Linked DNA regions of Homo sapiens: region 2 is linked to region 1. Evidence: chromatin loops called from intact Hi-C (ENCODE). Cell type or tissue: CD4-positive, alpha-beta T cell. All regions are shown on one strand. Each heading gives the region's core, and the rest is flanking DNA. Links, peaks and the distances in the headings are about the cores only. Region 1 overlaps ADAMTS17 (ADAM metallopeptidase with thrombospondin type 1 motif 17). Region 2 overlaps ADAMTS17 (ADAM metallopeptidase with thrombospondin type 1 motif 17).

The links. A loop is a pair of places that touch in the nucleus more often than their neighbours do. Peaks named below come from ENCODE experiments on the same cell type or tissue, not always from the same donor. Only the 100,000 strongest peaks of a DNase experiment are listed, where the experiment ranks them.
Region 2: it touches region 1 in a loop (2.6-fold over the local background); 5 of 110 quality-filtered maps call a loop at or near these places.

The regions. Positions count from the first base shown.
Region 1 is chr15:100,229,863-100,235,233 of GRCh38, reverse strand. All of the region lies in intron 7 of ADAMTS17 (ADAM metallopeptidase with thrombospondin type 1 motif 17), which reads left to right. Among named protein-coding and RNA genes, the nearest start is that of ADAMTS17, 110 kb to the left of the region's middle. In CD4-positive, alpha-beta T cell, for the core only: no CTCF peak of the experiment used is centred there; no DNase peak of the experiment used is centred there.
Region 2 is chr15:100,328,215-100,333,585 of GRCh38, reverse strand. ADAMTS17 (ADAM metallopeptidase with thrombospondin type 1 motif 17) reads left to right here. Exons shown (of 22, transcript NM_139057.4): 3 at 2,532-2,697. Among named protein-coding and RNA genes, the nearest start is that of ADAMTS17, 11 kb to the left of the region's middle. In CD4-positive, alpha-beta T cell, for the core only: no CTCF peak of the experiment used is centred there; a DNase peak (open chromatin) is centred at 2,765; H3K4me3 peaks cover 933 bases; H3K27ac peaks cover 826 bases.

The DNA of each region.
Region 1 (5,371 bases), core at 105-5,104:
TTTTCTAGCACATGGAATCCTGGTCACACCACTGCTGACAGAAGAGGCTTCTGATAAAGGCCATTTCTCCCTTCCGTTTCTCCCCGAGCACCTCCTGCATCCTATCTCATCGTGGGCCCGCGTCTGCCTTCCTGTTCTCGAATCGCTGAGGCAGGAGTCATGGCCCAGCACTATTTTCCCTCTTCCAGTGGCATTCTGGGGTTTTATTCCGTGAACATAATTACCTTGTTTTTCTTCTTAAGCCAATTCAGCTTATTCATGCCTCTTCCCTCATGTTCCCACTGCCTTTCTCTTGTTTGGTTGCACAATATTCCAGATATTTTCTATTGTCTCCTCTACCCCGTGGTTACAAAATCAAACAGGACAAAACAGCTGTGCATAGGCTGTGGAGGGGGCGCCTTGGGAGAAGCTGGGATGGCCCCTTCCTTTCCACCCTGGCTCAGCTGCTGATGGAATGGAAGGTTTCCCGGAGAGGCAGCAGTCAGAGGAGTGGTCGGGGAGTCCCTGGGGCTGCCTTACGGGCTGGTTGCAGCGTTTCCTCTGCCACAGAGCTGCGAATGCCAAGGTAAACATATGTTTTGAGATAAAGTGGAAACCCCAGGAGGTTTTCATCCTAGAAGAGGAAGCAATAAGACAGTCACGTGTTGGACCAAGGAGTCGTTTTCCCCCAAACCCAGCTTTGCGCACCCTGTGTGGGAAAGTTGGAGGGAATTGGAAAAGCAGGGATTATGGATGGGGCCAATGAGACAGGTCACAGAGTGCAAGAAGGGGCTTGAAGAGGCAGCTGGCTCTGCTCCTTCCCAGTACATGACTGTGGGCCCGTATCCTTCATCTTCCTTACTGGTAGCATCAGGACTGGACTACCATATGCCAGGCGGTGTCCTGGGGATCAAATGTGGAACGAACGTAAAGCATTTGGCACAGTGCCTGTCTGCCTCGTGGAAAACGGTGGCTGCGAGTTTTATTAGCTCTTTCTAGTAGTCGACTGGCTGTTGTACTGTCTTTGTTTCTGAAGGTGCCCGATACACACTTCTAATCCATCTGCAATGCCTGTCCACTCCACCTTCAAAATATATTCCCGATCAGACCTCTTTGAACCACACCGGCCATTCCTCCCACGGTCCAGGCCTGTGCTGCCCTTGCCTGCTGGGTCTCCTCCCTGCCACGGAGCTTCCTCTTCAACAGTTTTTTCTTACATGACAGGCAGAGGGTTACTTTTAAGCCCCAAACCAGATCCTGTGGGTTCCCTGCTCAGAATCTTCTAACAGCTTCTGAAGACACTTAAGATAGAACTGACAGAACAGTAGGGCGCCCAGGACATGTGGCCCAGGGTTCTCCTGCCAACCTCTCTTCCTGGTGCTCACTCCCGGGAAGCCACCTCTGCCTCAGCCTCCTCCTTCCCTTGCCAGGCTCGCCTCCATCTCCAGCTTGGCACCCATAATCTTCCTGGGCCCGGCACACTCTCCCCCTGACATCTCCATAACTCGCTCTCTTCCCACCGTTAGGTCTCTGTTCAAGAGCATCTCCTCAGAGAGACAGAAGCGGCCTCTCCATTTAGTTTTCAGTTATTGCTGGACATTGCGTGTTTCTCTGTCCTTTGCCTGTGTGATGGGAACACAGACCCAGCATCTTCACGCCCCCACTGTGTTCCCATCGACTGCACATGAGAGATGCAATGAGTTTTATTAATACAACTGATTTCACTAATCAAAACATTTAAACATATTTTTCGAGCTAATAAAACTTGCCCATCTGCCCTGTAATGGTATTTGGAGAGATGAAGGACTCAGGACACAGTGCTAGGGAATTTCCAGTTCCGTTTGTGACTCCTGTTGACCATCTTAAAAAACGGCGACTTATATGACTTTTCAGTGAGTTAATCTTCTGTATTTTTTTTTTTTTTGAGATGGAGTTTCACTCTTGTTGCCCAGGCTGGAGTGCCATAGCGCAATCTTGGCTCACTGCAACCTCTGCCTCCTGGGTTCAAGCGATTCTCCTGCCTCAGCATCCTGAGTACCTGGGGTTACAGGCGTCCGTCCCCACGCCCGACTCATTTTTTGTCTTTTTAGTAGAGACGGGATTTCACCATGTTGGACAGACTAGTCTGGAGCTCCTGACCTCAGGTGATCCACCATCCTTAGCCTCCCAAAGTGCTAGGATTATAGGCGTGAGCCACCGCGCCTGGCCTCTTCTGTACCATTTAACACCCTTTTTTATCTGTGCAGTAGGTAGAGGAACCTCAGATTCAACCCATATTTACTGAATACCTCAATACTCTCCCTTTAAAAACTGACATGGGGCAGTGGACCTTGGAGATTCACGGCGTCCCTCCTCTGGGGTGGAGTGTGAGATGGCCTCTGCCTGTGAGACCTGCTGCAGTGGAATCGATCTGCGCCGCCTCCAACCGAGACCTGAAGACGCAAATTCCATGGTGTCAGTGTGAAGAACTGTGAGGAGGCAGTGAGAGGAGGGCCTGGGCAGGGTGTCCCGCATGGGCCAAATGGCCAAGTCACTCCTGCTATTCAGGAAACAGGCTTGGTGGGGTCACATAACTTGTCCACTGACACAGGAAGACTTCAGTTCTGGTGACTTGGTGTCCTGCACTTACCGCCAGAGCCCTTTGTGGCTGCCCAGCGTGAGACCTTCGTTGCCATCAAAAGGAGGGGAAGGGAATAGCCGATTGGGCATCTACGTCCCACCAGCGTGTTTCATGTTAAGAAGAAGGTGGGTTTACTGGGAGGATGTGTCACCTCTCTGCATGACTTGATGTGAGTCTGGGAACACCAAGTGTTCATTCCATGTCTGGCACTATTTTCATCTCCATCAGGCTTTCAGAGCCCAGGGATGATGGGTCGATACCCGGGACTTGAACCTCACATCTGCCTTGAGGGGAAGGAGAGGAGTTGGGGAGGTGCTGGCAGGGGGAAGCCCACCTCCCACCCTGGCTCCATGCTGCAGGCAGGTGTCCTGCCCGGGTGGATTGGCTTCCGCTGCTAGGCCAGGGTTAGCCTAGTTCTGGTGAGGAAAGTTCTCCATTCTGAGCCTTGTAATGAAATCTAGAGCTGCCTCTGGCCAGGTATCCCCAACCCAACCCAATTTTTCTGCCTATCTCATTGGAAGTGTCAATTTCTTTATTACTTCAGCTGAGGGAAAACAGGTCTTGACACTAAGACAATTCAAGTGGGGGCAAGGTCGCCGTGATTCATTTTTGTTACTCTGTTGAGTTCTAGAGTAAGTATAATTCACAAGTAAAATGAAGGTTCAGGAATTAGATGTGGAGACTAAGGACGATGCCAAGATTTATTCTATGTCTGTGCTCAGCCTAAATTGGGCTCAAAAGGAAGAAAAAGGATGAGGAATTACTACACATTATTCGCTTCTCCTGAGGATGACGGTAAGATGACCTAATACAATCAGGGGCGAATCTGAGGCCAGAAAATGCATACCCAAAGCTCAGAAGGAGGCAACAGACCATTGAGACCCTTTTGGACAAGACTGAGTGAGTTCAAGAAAAACCGGCACCTGACCAGCCAAGTAGGTGATTCCAAACTCACTCCTGCCCTGAGAACCCTTGGACACACCAGGAAATTACACATTGTGTGACATCAGCTTGGGAGAAGGCCTTTTTATCCCAAGTCTGATCAGCTTCTGTAACACTTAGAAAAAGGATTTGATTACAGGCGGTCAGTGGAGAAGGAAACAGATCACCATCAGTAACTGGCCAGGATTCTTTTCTTCCTCATTCATGGTCCCTGTCAGGCCAGCGAATGGGAGGTGCTGATGTTCCTGTGGGAAGGCAGTTATCCCCTGTGGATTCCAGTGGCTGGTTTATGAAATAAGAAGCTTATGCACACTGGGAATTGTCTTTAATGAAATGAGAATTAGCCAGAGAGTTAGACATAGGGGTCATTGCCAAGAGGAATTAACACTGAAGCCTCAATTAAAATTTCCACTGGATTATCTGATAAGTAGTTGTGCCTTTGGTATTTTATTGTCTTTGACAAATGGCATGAGTTCAGAATTTGAAGCAACGTAGGCCATAACATAACACGGTCCTGAAAATAATGAGGCACACCATTGCTAGATACAAAGTACTTAAATTCCCTGATGGAAGTATTTATTTTAAAGACTGCTTTGGATTATCTTCCTCCCAGGATGTGCAGGCGCTCTCTCTGTGTTCTGATGGGGTTGCCAACTTCACAATTCCTTTTGGTGCCAACAGAGTTCTCAGCACCAGGTGGAAAGGGTGGCTGCCTTCCAAGACATACCTTGCTTTATTGCTAATCCCTCTGTCTCCTCCCCCCGTGGGCTGTTCTTGTCCCCTGGCTGCTGGGAGACAGAGTGATGGCTTCCTAATTGGGTCCCCAGGCAGTCCCAACACCTGTTTCAGGAGGTGTTTGGTATCAACAGTGGACATGTTTCCGAAGCTAGGTGTGTGTGTGTTTAAATTCATTTTTATAATTTTGTTTCTTCCAAGCATTGTCGTTACCCACTATTGGTGCCTTCATTTAAACAATAAATGCTTTCATTCAAAATGCAATACTTCCTAAGCTTTTGCTGAGTGATCAAACCCGAAAAAAGTGTTAAATGCCAGTCACTCCCATCTCAACCCAGTGGTCAGGCCTGAGATAGCTGTTATGAAGATGCCTCAGGACAATTAGACTTTTCAGGAACTTTTCGGCTATGATGCCATTGCAATTTGCAGACCATCCCAGTCTAACCCCGTTTCCTCCACCCCTTGCTCTCCTTGCACCATTGCTGGCCTCAGATCCCTCCCTGCTGTGAGGTTTGGAATTAGCTCGTGTGTCTATGGCATGGATGACTTCTCCTCCAACTCTGTACCAGCCAGCATCTGGAAAGAGTTATACACAGGAATCTGTTACTATCTAGCCTGCCCTCAGCCCTGGATGCGCATCTGATGTGGAGACCCACTGGACGCTCTGTAGAATGTGGAGTTCTCTTTGAAGGTACCACAAAGATAGGGGTCTGCAAGTGTGGCTTTCGTGCACCGCGGGTGTCATTCGTGACGTGTTTGTGCTCTTCTGCAAGCCCAAACTGCGGAGAAAGTTTAACTGAGAAAACCACTTATTCTGAGTTGTCTTCTCAGTTAATATGCCCCTGGTTATGTTTAAGTGCCCGGTGTTGGTTATGCTCGTGCAGCTTGGCCAGGAAACTTCTAGGACTTCAGCATGGGATGGGTGGTTGGCAGTGGGGGCAGAGTGAGTTGGAGCTAGTTGATGTGCTGTGGGTGCATCCTCCTTAGCTGTGAGGGAGGCCAACACAGGCAGGCTTTCCCTGCACTGATCATCTCAGGTGACTGTGTGGCAATTTCCTGCTGGTCAGGGAAGGTGCTGTGGCCTTTCATCTTGGC
Region 2 (5,371 bases), core at 292-5,291, 98 kb before region 1:
CATGGAATCAAGGCAGTAGGTGTCCAGGGTCTCCAGCACCCAGTGAAAAGCTAGGACGGCGCTTCTCAACCCTGGCTACACATTGAATTTTCCTGGTCACCTTTGAAAAAATATCAGTGCCTGGGCTCCACCCCAGAGATTCCGATTCACTTGGCCTGGAGTAGGGGCTGAGGCATCAGGAGTTTTCGAAGCTCCCCAGATCATAACAATAGGTAGCCGGGGATGAGAAGCCCTGAGCCAGGGGGCTGCAGGCAGTCTGTGCACGTAACTGCATTTTCAGTCGAATTTTTTCTTTCTGAGTAACTGTTATGTGGCAGACATTGGCAAAAACAGGAGGAATAATTCTGATCTTGCCTCAGTGGAACAAACCGTTAGGTCGTGAAAAGGTCCTATAACATGGGGTAGTGGGCTGGAATGTAAGAGTGCAGGGGGCTGCGGGGAAGGGGGTTTATTTAGGGAAGAGAGGTCAGGGAGAGAGAAGGAAGGCTGGTGGGTATTTGGGGTGAGACTGTGTGTAATGCATAGGTGGCACTTCTCAACAGGACGTTTGACCACTGGTGGCATGCTGACAATGGCAGTGTTAGGCTTGAAGGAACCTGGGGACAGTGAGACAGTGAGGGAGGAGGAGGCAGGGCCCTTCCTCACGCAGGTTCCCAGGGTGAGGGCCCTGTACAACCCCTCCTTCCTGGTGCTAGCCTGGCCACATCCCTGTTCGAGGTCGGGGCCCAAGAGGGCAAGTGGCTGCCGGGGCGAGTACCCACTAGTCCATTCATCCATCTTTCCCCAGCATTGCTGTTTTCTTCCTTAAGTTTATAGAAACCAGCACATGGGGGCCCTGAGAATTGTAAAGAAAAACCTTCCCTAAGGTGCTAAGTGATGCTTTGCATGTGTATATGAGTGTGTATGTGTAGGATTTCTCACCAAGGTGAGATCTCCCTGTCTTTAAAAATTTGTATCAGCTTAGAACTAACAGCTGACTGCTTTTTATGCCGGGGTTTGTGAATGCAAACTCTAGACTGAACGAATAATAACTAGCTTTGAAAGTGCTAGATCCTGGGGGGGCTTTGACCCACAGCCAGGGTGTTTCCAAATGAGTGCAGCCCCTCATTAGAGTGAAGCGTATCCTCTGGGGAGCAGGTGGGGGGTCCTCCCACGCGGGGCTCCATCCCAGGCACTGTGCCGTACCCTGCCCACTCTTTCTTGACTGCGGCAGTTTTCGGGTGTTCTGCACCGAGGCCGCATCGCGCACAGCTGTGATGGAGCTCTGCAGATCCCACTGTGGCCACCGTCTTCCATTTCTTCAGTTTCCCCAAAGTTTCCTAGTGAACAAACTCAAGTTTTCACTTTGAAGGAGAGGGAGGAAAGCTGTGCTCTCCTGCAGGTCATGCAGTGCCACTTTGAGACAGTTTTATTTGGGCAGTAAAATCTTTGAGTTTTTCTTGGCAAAAGTTCTAATGAAATGGAAACCTTGAAATATGCTTAGAGCGGTAAGTATGGCCTCACCCTGTATCTTGGGGACGCAAGATTGTAGGCGATCTTATTAGTTGATCTGATTTACTTTCCAGGAATCTTGGTACTGGTGCATCCTTTCAGAACGTAGAGCTGGGGTCTATCTCATTTGGCTTAAGTGAGTTTTATACTTGAGACTGGAGTTAGCTCTGCGTGTGGTGGGGAGTGCTGTTTCTCCAAGTGTGGTCCCTGTATTACATGGAAACTTCTTAGAAATGCACATTCTTGGGCTCCAGCAGGACCTCCAGGTGATTTGGGCACACGCTAGGCTTTGAGAACCAGGGGTGTAGTGTGTCATGGCTTTTGAAAAGTGAGGGTGGAAGAGGGAGACAAGAAAGGATGCCATGGCCCCCTGAGACTCATCCGCCAGATCTCCTGAATCTGCGATCAAAGGCAGTTCGGGATTGTTCCCAGGAGAAGGGGATGTTGACTGCATCGATCAGTGTTCAAACCAGGTCCTCCCCTGGCCCTGCCTGGGTTCGATTTCCTTGAGAGATTTACCATTTTGACTCTGCATAAGAAGGGAAACTAGCAGCAGGTGCCTGCTGAAGGAGGGCAAATTGTTTTGATGCTGTCAAAACAATACTAATGTTACTCTTAATATACCCAGGGATAAGATACATTTTTCCATTAGGGATACAAATGTCATTCCCAACAATTTCAGTGTTGCCTCCCAGGTGGACTTTTGGGGGGATGATTTTTGAAGTAACTTAAAAAATAATTTTAAAATTAAAAATTTGATAATGAAGTAGTTCATCTTCTCTGAAAGCCAACATGGAAAATGGATGCTGTTGTATCTGTCTCTGTACCCCTACCCCCAACGCAGCTGCTCTGTGGTATGTTTGTAAGTCACACACAAGCTCACTCTTGGGCTCAGGTAAATCTGACCAATCTGCAAAGAAACGAGCCCAGACCTGGAAAACCAAATCACAGCAAGGTGGTCTTGCCTGCCCCTCCGGGGGGCCATGGGCGTGTGTGAGTGAGGATGACCGACATCGCGTTTCCTTCTCCTTTCTGGACAGGTTGGCCTCATTCAGCTTGGGCAGGAGCAGGTGCTAATCCAGCCCCTCAACAACTCCCAGGGCCCATTCAGTGGACGAGAACATCTGATCAGGCGCAAATGGTCCTTGACCCCCAGCCCTTCTGCTGAGGCCCAGAGACCTGAGCAGCTCTGCAAGGTTCTAACAGGTGAGTCGGGGCAGCAGCATGACCAGCTTAGAACACACGCACAGCCCACATCCTTTGTGTGTCTCCAAGTGCACTGAAGCCACATGAGTGAGAACTTACCTTCCCCTATATTTCAAAAGCTGTTTTATTGCCCTGAGACCACTTCCTTTTCCTTTCTATGTGTCTTAGTGTCGGCAGTCCTTTGAAAAAGTCATCGTTTTGTTTCTGCAAGGAACCTAGGATCTCTTTCATGCAGTCCCTCAATTTTATATATCAAGAGCAAGTTGAGGTCCAAAAAACCTTGTAGCCGAGCTTGGATAAGAATTCCCTCCTCCTGGTGCCCTGGCCAGGAGCTCACTCTTAATAATACAGTGCTCCCGAGTTCTGGCCGCAGTAACTAAAGCCACCTGGGGCGCCTCTGAAGCTGTGATTCGATTCTCGATTCTTACAGTGTGGCCCCCGGGCCAGCAGCATCAGCATCACGTGGGAACTTGTTAGACATGCACATTTTCAGGCCAGAGCTGTGAATCAGAAACCCTGGGGGAGGGTCCAGTCATCTGTAGTTTCACGGGTCCTCCAGGGGATTTAGATACGTGCTAAAGTGTGAGAACCACTGCTTTAAAACTTGCCATGCACTGGCCTGTCCCCCAACATCCTGATCTGTTTTAGTCTGGGGTATGATTTGGGTGCCAGGGTTTTTAAAAGTGATTTTAAGATGCAGTGTGGGGGGAGAACCTGGGGCTCTTATACTCTGGGTCTCTCTTTGAACAACCCTAATGTGGATGACCTGTCACCTGTTTAAGGACATTTCATGGGGCTACAAATGTCCCCAGATGAAGTTGGAGCACAGGTGGCATTTCCTCCCAGGAGATCGTGGGACCCCACTGCTGACTTCTGGGGGTTGTGCTTCTGTAGTTTAAAGACTTATCTTTGTATGAAAATGCAGTGTGTCTTGGTTTAGTATTCTGGTGACATTGGAAACAATGTGTCTTGGTTTAGTATCCCGGTGACATTGGGAATAAATTATGTGACTGCTTTAGAATTACCTTGTTATTTGTAAACAAGTTTTGCAGTTGAGCTCAGCTGCTGTGTGTGGACTGGATGGCAGTACATTGACTTTCTCCTTAGCCTAGTCTGTGTGGGCAAGGTGAGTATTAGAGGTGATTGTGCTGGATAGAGGGCATCTCTGAAACCTCAAGAGAGCTTTGAGTCTCAAATGGAGACATTAGGGTTTTTCTGTTCTTTCTGCCTCCTTACAAAAGTGAGGAAGACCCCGTACAATTACTAGCACCTAAAAAATACCTTTTAATAGGAAACAGGGTCTTTGGTCTGACAGTTGGTTGTGTGTGGATTTGATGTCAGTATGGCTTTTTTTTTTTTTTTGGAGACACGATCTCACTCTGTCACCCAGGCTGGAGTGCAGTGGTGTGATCATGGCTTGCCACAGCCTTGACCTCCTGCGCTCAGGTGATCCTCGCTCCTGAGTAGCTGGGACCACAGGCGTGCACCACCACACCTGGCTAATTTTTGTTTTGGTAGAGATGGGTTTCACTGTGTTGCCCAGGCTGGTCTTGAACCCCTGGGCTCAAGTGATCCTCTCGCCTTGGCCTGCCAAAGTCCTGGGATTATAGGCATGAGCCACTATGCCTGGCCCCCTGCAGTGTGCTATTTTTAACCTGAGCCCCTGACCCTACCTAGTTCTGTCTTGACGTACCGGCACAGAGGCAGAGGGATTTCTCTACGGCAGTGGTTCTCAGTCCTGGCTGTACCTTAGCATCACCTGGGAAGCTTTAACAGCTACTCACGCCTGGGTCCCACCCACAGAGAACCACTTTAATTAGACATCCTGGGGACATCTGGCAAAGTAAAGACTCCCAGGTGGTTCTGATGTTCAGCTGGTGTTGAAAACCACATCGCTAAGGACTGTTAAACCTGAGGAATAGCACCTGTGGGCCATCGGGAGTGGATTTTCCCATTTGAGCACCTTCAAGCAGGGCCATGCAACGAAACAAAGGACAGATGTGTCTTCTTCTCACTGTTCTCTCTGCTCACGCCACCGTTCATCAGACTCTAGTCCATGGTCAGAACTCAGCGTGCTTGTAGATGAGATAATGGGATGTTTGTCTAATGGCCGCCTTCCATCCCCTTTAGTGGTGTGATACTGAGGATCACTGACATGATAAATGGTGCTTGTGTTTGCATTTTTGTCCCTAAGGAGAGTTTTGAGGCATTCTTTTGATAGACTGTTTAGCCTTTAATGAGGAAATAAAATTAACAAAATCAGGGTGGGGTGGGTGTGATGGAACAAGTTAAAACAAGAGCAGCCACGCAAGACTGTAGGGAGAAATTTCTGAACTTGCTTAAAAATACAATCTCTCCTTCCCTGCTCTCAAACCTTGCATCAGCTTGCTTTTTGGTGCGGGAGTAATGTGCGGATTTAAGGTTGTGCCAGACTCAGGCTCTGCACTAGTCAGGAACACAGACACAGAGGAGAGTTACATATTTTGCTTCTGGTCCTTCTTGCATTGCATGAAATATTCAGTAAATGTGGCTGTCCTGAGAATGACAATGGGCCTTTTAATAGGCTGAGCTAATGAGCAGTCAGTTAGGCCCTATCTAGTTTGGATTAGCTTTCAAACATCAGGAGTTTAGAAATCGGGAAAATTAATTTACTGGGACATCTGCAAAGTACATT